2 separate regions of the Homo sapiens genome follow, and region 1 is linked to region 2. A link is a loop called in an ENCODE intact Hi-C map of the cell type or tissue named here. Cell type or tissue: CD14-positive monocyte. All regions are shown on one strand. Each heading gives the region's core, and the rest is flanking DNA. Links, peaks and the distances in the headings are about the cores only. Region 1 overlaps FAM120AOS (family with sequence similarity 120 member A opposite strand). Region 2 overlaps FGD3 (FYVE, RhoGEF and PH domain containing 3).

What was found. Hi-C counts contacts between places; a loop is a spot of excess contacts. Peaks named below come from ENCODE experiments on the same cell type or tissue, not always from the same donor. Only the 100,000 strongest peaks of a DNase experiment are listed, where the experiment ranks them.
Region 1: it touches region 2 in a loop (3-fold over the local background); 8 of 110 quality-filtered maps call a loop at or near these places.

Annotation. Positions count from the first base shown.
Region 1 is chr9:93,443,640-93,446,542 of GRCh38, forward strand. It overlaps FAM120AOS (family with sequence similarity 120 member A opposite strand), which reads right to left. Exons shown (of 3, transcript NM_198841.4): 3 at 1-2,903. Among named protein-coding and RNA genes, the nearest start is that of FAM120A, 6.6 kb to the right of the region's middle. In CD14-positive monocyte, for the core only: no CTCF peak of the experiment used is centred there; no DNase peak of the experiment used is centred there; H3K27ac peaks cover 271 bases.
Region 2 is chr9:92,962,876-92,965,778 of GRCh38, forward strand. The region is part of intron 1 of FGD3 (FYVE, RhoGEF and PH domain containing 3); the gene reads left to right. Among named protein-coding and RNA genes, the nearest start is that of FGD3, 17 kb to the left of the region's middle. RefSeq lists enhancers at 1,118-1,237, 1,518-1,627, 2,264-2,895. In CD14-positive monocyte, for the core only: no CTCF peak of the experiment used is centred there; DNase peaks (open chromatin) are centred at 1,376 and 2,596; H3K4me3 peaks cover 1,901 bases; H3K27ac peaks cover 2,162 bases.

The sequences.
Region 1 (2,903 bases), core at 199-2,698, 480 kb after region 2:
TGTTTGGTGGTGGTGGTCCGAGTGTCAGTTCAGAGTGTGGCTGTGTTGCCTGGGCTCTGTCTCTTGTATGTGCAGCTCTGGGCTGAGCACGGAATTCAGCTCATGTACAGAATTAGAGAATCCTCTTTTCAGGTCTTTGCTCTTCAGGATTTCCCCCCAGACTCCCTGGCACCCAGGGGGCCCCTTTTCCTCATCCTCTGGCTTAGAAAGATGGGCTTTCTCTCTGATGATTACCTGCCTACACTGCCTGCTCATTTTGCCAAAAGGAACGCCCCTCAGGCAGAAAGCAGAGAGAGAAAAAAAGATGGATTATTTCCACATTCTTCAGACCATAGGGTCATTTTTTCCTGCTCCTCTGGCTGGAAAGACAGGTTTTCTCTCAGGGGAATTTTTTTGTTTGTTTTTGTTTTTGTTTTTTGAGACGGAGTTTTGCTCTTGCTGTCCAGGCTGGAGTGCAATGGCGCGATCTCGGCTCACTGCAACCTCCACCTCCCAGGTTCAAGCGATTCTCCTGCCTCAGCCTCCCGAGTAGCTGGAATTATAGGCATGCACCACCACGCCCAGCTAATTTTGTGTTTTTAGTAGAGACAGGGTTTCTCCATGTTGGTCAGGCTGGTCTTGAACTCCTGACTTCAGGTGATCCACCCGTCTTGGCCTCCCAAAGTGCTGGGATGACAGGCGTGAGCCACCGTGTCCAGCCTGACTAGGGTCATCTTTAGGTCAGGACTGAGAGAGAAAAAGTTTAAAAAAGGAAAAAAGCAAGGGATTATAGCCACACTTTCTAGCTTGCCGGGCCCCCATTTACCAGAATGTTTTAAGAAAGTTCCAGACTGTTTTCCCATCAGCTGTGTATGAGGGTTCCAGTTCTTCCACATCCTTCTCAGCAAACAAGTTAACCATATTTGGCACAGGATTTCTAGACCTGTAGGTTACGGAAATGTCACAGTATGTTTTGAGGCCAGTAAGGAGTTCTGCTTTTTTTTTTTTTTCCTGAGACGGAGTTTCGCTCTTGTTGCCCAGGCTGGAGTGCAATGGTGCGATCTCGGCTCACCGCAACCTCCGCCTCCCAGGTTCAAGGGATTCTTCTGCCTCAGCCTCCCTAGTAGCTGGGATTACAGGCATGTGCCACCACGCCTAGCTGATTTTGTATTTTTAGTAGAGACAGGGTTTCTCCATGTTTGTCAGGCTGGTCTTGAACTCCCGACCTCAGGTGATCCACCCGCCTCGGCCTCCCAAAGTGCTGGGATTACAGGAATGAGCCACTGCACCCGGCCAGTTCTGCATTTCTTAAGAGAATCTTTGTGAGAAGATGTAGATATTGGCTTCATAATAATAAAGTGAATTTGTGGTATTAAATAAATGGAAAAAAAGACAAACGGTACAAATTAAAAGTTCTTGAGATGTTTGGGCTGACCATGAAGGGATCCATTATCTGAAGAGTGGCTTAAGATTTAGAAGGCATAGCTCTACAGTCTCTTTGTCTTCTAAGGGCAGGGCATCTTCTATCTTCTAGGACAGGGTACAGTAAGTCTTACCAAACATGTAAGACATGTTATTTGGGGATATTCAGCATTCCTTTTCCCTTCCTAAAGGTACTCAGGTTTCTTTCTCAGAAATTGTATATATTCATCCCTGAAAGGTCTGAGAAAAAATAAAAAAAAATTGTGTATAGTTTTGGTGAGATCGTCAATCCAGGAACCTGTTTCCCCATATTAAAGTCAAAGGAACTATACTGTTTTCACTGCCAGGCTGGGGACTCTTAGTACCTAAGTTTGGTCCATTCTACTCTTTTTCATGACTTTGAATCTTGAGCAAATGACTACAGTAAGAGTGGGGTTCATTCATGTCATCAACAGCATCCCAGCTGTATTGTTAAAAGTACCTGTCATTCTTAGTTCCCACCCAGTCTTAATCCTGGTTCTCCAACTTTCATAAAAATCGTTGTTTTTTTTTTTTTTTTTTTTTTTTGAGACAAGGCCTCACTCTGTTGCCCAGGCTGGAGTGCAAGTGGTGTAATCTGGGCTCACTCCAACCTCCACCACCTTGGCTCAAGTAGTCTTCCCACCTCAGCCTCCTGAGAAGATGGGACTACAGGTGCACACCTCACCTGGCTAATTTTTGGATTTTTTGTAGACAATGGGTTTCATCATGTTGCCTCAAGAAAAATAACATCATGGTAATACTAAGTCTTTTATCAGTGACATGTAACTGATTTTAAAATATTATATAGTGCTTCCTAGTTTAACCAAACTGGAGGCATGTTTTATATGATGGGCTGATGTCTCATGAATAACTGTGCCAAAATCCTCACTTCTGAGTGCACTGATGCAGTAGATGGATGTCTCAGATCCCTCAGCTCCCAGATTGGGCCAACTCTCCTTATACCACCACACCTGGGACCTGGGAGGAATGGGGAAGGGGACTTTATAGGGCAGAGCTTTCCCAGACTCTTGTTCCACCCTAAGGATAAAGTATTACAGTAACTTTCTTCCTGCCTTCCAGAGGCACTTTCATTCTTCCTGGAGCTCTCGTCAACCCTGACCTCTTCCTTTGTCAGCAAGGTCAAACGCCTGAGCCACAAGTCTTAGCTGTTTCCAGAAGGGTGATTGTGTGCTCCCACCTATATCTGAGGTCCTAGACTCCTCAGAGGAAGTCAGCTTCATGTGATCTAGGTTACTCAAGCCTGGGGCTAGTGTTTTCATATTCTGGTATGAGAGACTTGCTTCCTCTGGAAAGATCTTTATGGTTTACACAAATGTAACAGACCACTTAACAATAGCTAGTCTCTAAAATGTACATCTTAAAATGGCTTTATACTTACGGGAATTCCTAATTAAAAAAAAAACTCACTTGATTTATATCACATTGTAAAATATAGTTTACTTCAAAAGATGATCCTGAAG
Region 2 (2,903 bases), core at 185-2,684:
GTTGAAGTGAGCTGACTTTGCGCCACTGCACTCCAGCCTGGGCAACAGAGTGAGGCTCCGTCTCAAAAAAAAAAAAAAAAAGAAAAGAAAAGATTAAGTTCAGCAATATGGCTGAGGCCACAGCACCCATGCGTCCGAGCTCAGGTGACACTGTCCACCCCATCCTTGTCACGGCTGGGTGTAGCTCTGCATCCTCACACAGGCAGGGAACTTAGGGACAAACTCCACATCACCTCAGCCTTTAGCTTTTGGGAGGGAGGGGCACACCACTGTGTCCTGAGCCTCAGTTTCCCTGTTGTCAGACGGGGATAACCATACTTCACAGGGGCATGAAGGGGCCCAATGAGTAACCATTCACAGGGCACCTGCGGCAGCACCTGGCACAGGGAAACTGAGGCCCAGAGAAATTGCTTTTATTTATTTATTTATTATTTTATTTTTATTGAGACAGTCTCTTTCTGTCCCCCAGGCTGGAGTGCAGTGGCGCAATCTCAGTTCACTGCAACCTCCACCTCTGGGGTTCGAGCGGTCCTCCCACCTCAGCCTCCTTAGTAGCTGGGATTACAAGCATGCGTCACAATGCCCAGCTGATTTTTGTATTTTTAGTAGAGACAGGGTTTCACCAAGTTGGCCAGACTGGTCTCAAACTCCTGACCTCAAGTGATCCTCCCTCCTTGGCCTCCCAAAGTGCTGGGATTTCAGGCATGAGCCACCATGCCCAGGTGAGAAATTGCTTTAAAAAAAATGAATATAAGCCTGGATTAACAAGCATTATTAAAATTGAGTCAGACTTTGCACTCTAAGCCCTTCAGGACCTGGTGTTATTATTTATTGATTCTCTCCCTAAAACAATGAGGGTGCCCTCCTGGTGGGGCTGCTCAGCGGGGCAGGTGCTGGGCCTGCTGGAGCAGCCCTCGTGGGTCAGGTCTCCCAGGAAGCATCTTGAAATATCTGTTTGCAGGGGGCCTCTTCACCTTCTAACTTGTGGCCATTTCATTGTTCCCAACCAAGAGGGTCTGAGGAAGCCTCTGATGGTGTGTTTCTGGGCTCACTCTGGGCTTGTCTGGTCTAGGGCCGGCCCCCTCATTCCCTGCTGGGCCCCTCCTCCCTGAAGATCTACACAGCAGATCTACTCACAAAAGTCCACCCAGCAGAAGCAGGAGGATGGTGGTTGTGGGTCCTCTGTGAGCAGCCCTGTTAACCTTTAAACCAGCACGGCCGCCGCAGCTGTGAGCCTAGCACCTGATCAGTGGAGAGCTGTGGATTGCATGTTTGTTTGCCATTGCCCCCGCCACCCTGCAAGTTGCACCTTCTAGAATCAGCAAGCCAAGCTCCTCTCACCCAGCGTAATGATGCGGAAATGCAAATGCACCATCATGTTGTGACCCATATTGCGAAAATTAGAAAAAAGGAAGTTGTGTTTCGCTATTGCACGAAGTTCAGCCCAGAGGAGAAACTCGCTCGCCTTCAGAAGACAGGTGAGTGGGCTTGGTCCTGAGGTGTTGGCCGAGCCCTGAGATCCTAACTGCTTTTGTGGAACTTTGGGGTGGTAGGAACATTCAGGGCAGGAGCCATTTGAGGGAGACGGATGTTTTCAAGGCAGGAAGTGGCTGTGGTGGCACGGAATGGTGTCTTGTTTTTGTTCTGTTGTCTTTCTCTGGGTTCCTGTAGCATGATGTGTAAAAATTCAGAGTTATTGTGGGCCTCGAATGGCAAGTGTGAAAAGCCTTTGTAAACTGCTGAGTGCTGGGACAGTGTTGCCTATCGTCTGGGGGTGGCTTAGGCTCTCACAAGATGAACGGTGCCTGCCCGTGTCCCCATCGAAGGCTGGCAGGGGCCTGGGTCCGAGGCTGACCAGATGCAGGGAGCCTTTTTCCATCGGCTGGCAGCGCACCAGCCAGGGCATCGAGACCACGGCCAGCCCCTCTCATGTCACCCAGGCCTGGGGGGCGGGGGGTAGCGCGAGCCTTCCTCTGCCTGAACAGAGGAGGGTGGTCCCAGACGTGTCCTGGGGGCTAGGCTTTCCCACACAGTGTGTCTCCAGAAGCTTCCTCTGCACTCTGCAGGTTAGATATTAGCAGATGCGGGCCTGTGTAGCATGGGGCTGTGAGGAAGGAGTGCTGCGCCCACCAAAGCCTCCTCAGCACCCCGTGCTGTGCCTGGCAGTGTGGGACAGTGGCGGGGCCACCTCAAGAGGTGCATGGACTGATGGCAGGGTCCCAGCGGCAGTGGCGGCACAACCCGATGCCACCGTGATTGTGCCCACTGTGCAGAGGGGGCCCGAGGGGCAGAGGCATGTTCGGGTCACACAGCATGGCCACACTCATCTGTAAAGTGGTGACTGAGTCGTGCCAGGCTCACTGTAGTTCGGGGCTGGACGTGCTTAGCAGGTGCCACTGCCATTCAGATCGGTGCTTGCCAACACCCAGGGCGGATGCTGGTCAGCCATTCTTGCAGGGGAGGAAACCAAGGCACACAGCTGACTTGCCCTGGGCCCCCCAGCCTGCAAAGTGTCTGACTGAGCCCCAGTACAAATCTTCACAACTTGCTCAGTGGCCCCAGAGCCGGGTGGGGCTGACCAGCTGGGTGTGAAAGGGAGGAAGTGGTTTGTCCCCAGCTGGGCTGTTACAGGAGGCCAGAGGAGGCCCCGGTTCCACTCCTCAGGGGGCGGAGGTCCACGTCTACACAAAAACCAGCACCATGCAGTGTGCAAGACCCCTTGGAATGACACGAGGCCGAGTGCCCTGCACACAGAGGCCTGCAGCCGTGTTGTACAGAGGTTAGAGCTGAAATGACCTTTTCCTGAGAAGCCTCACCACTGTCCGAGGATGGGCCTGACCTTCCTGGCCTGTGCCCCTTGAGGACTCCCAGGTTAGTCCCTGGGCTAGAAGAGTGACCTGGGA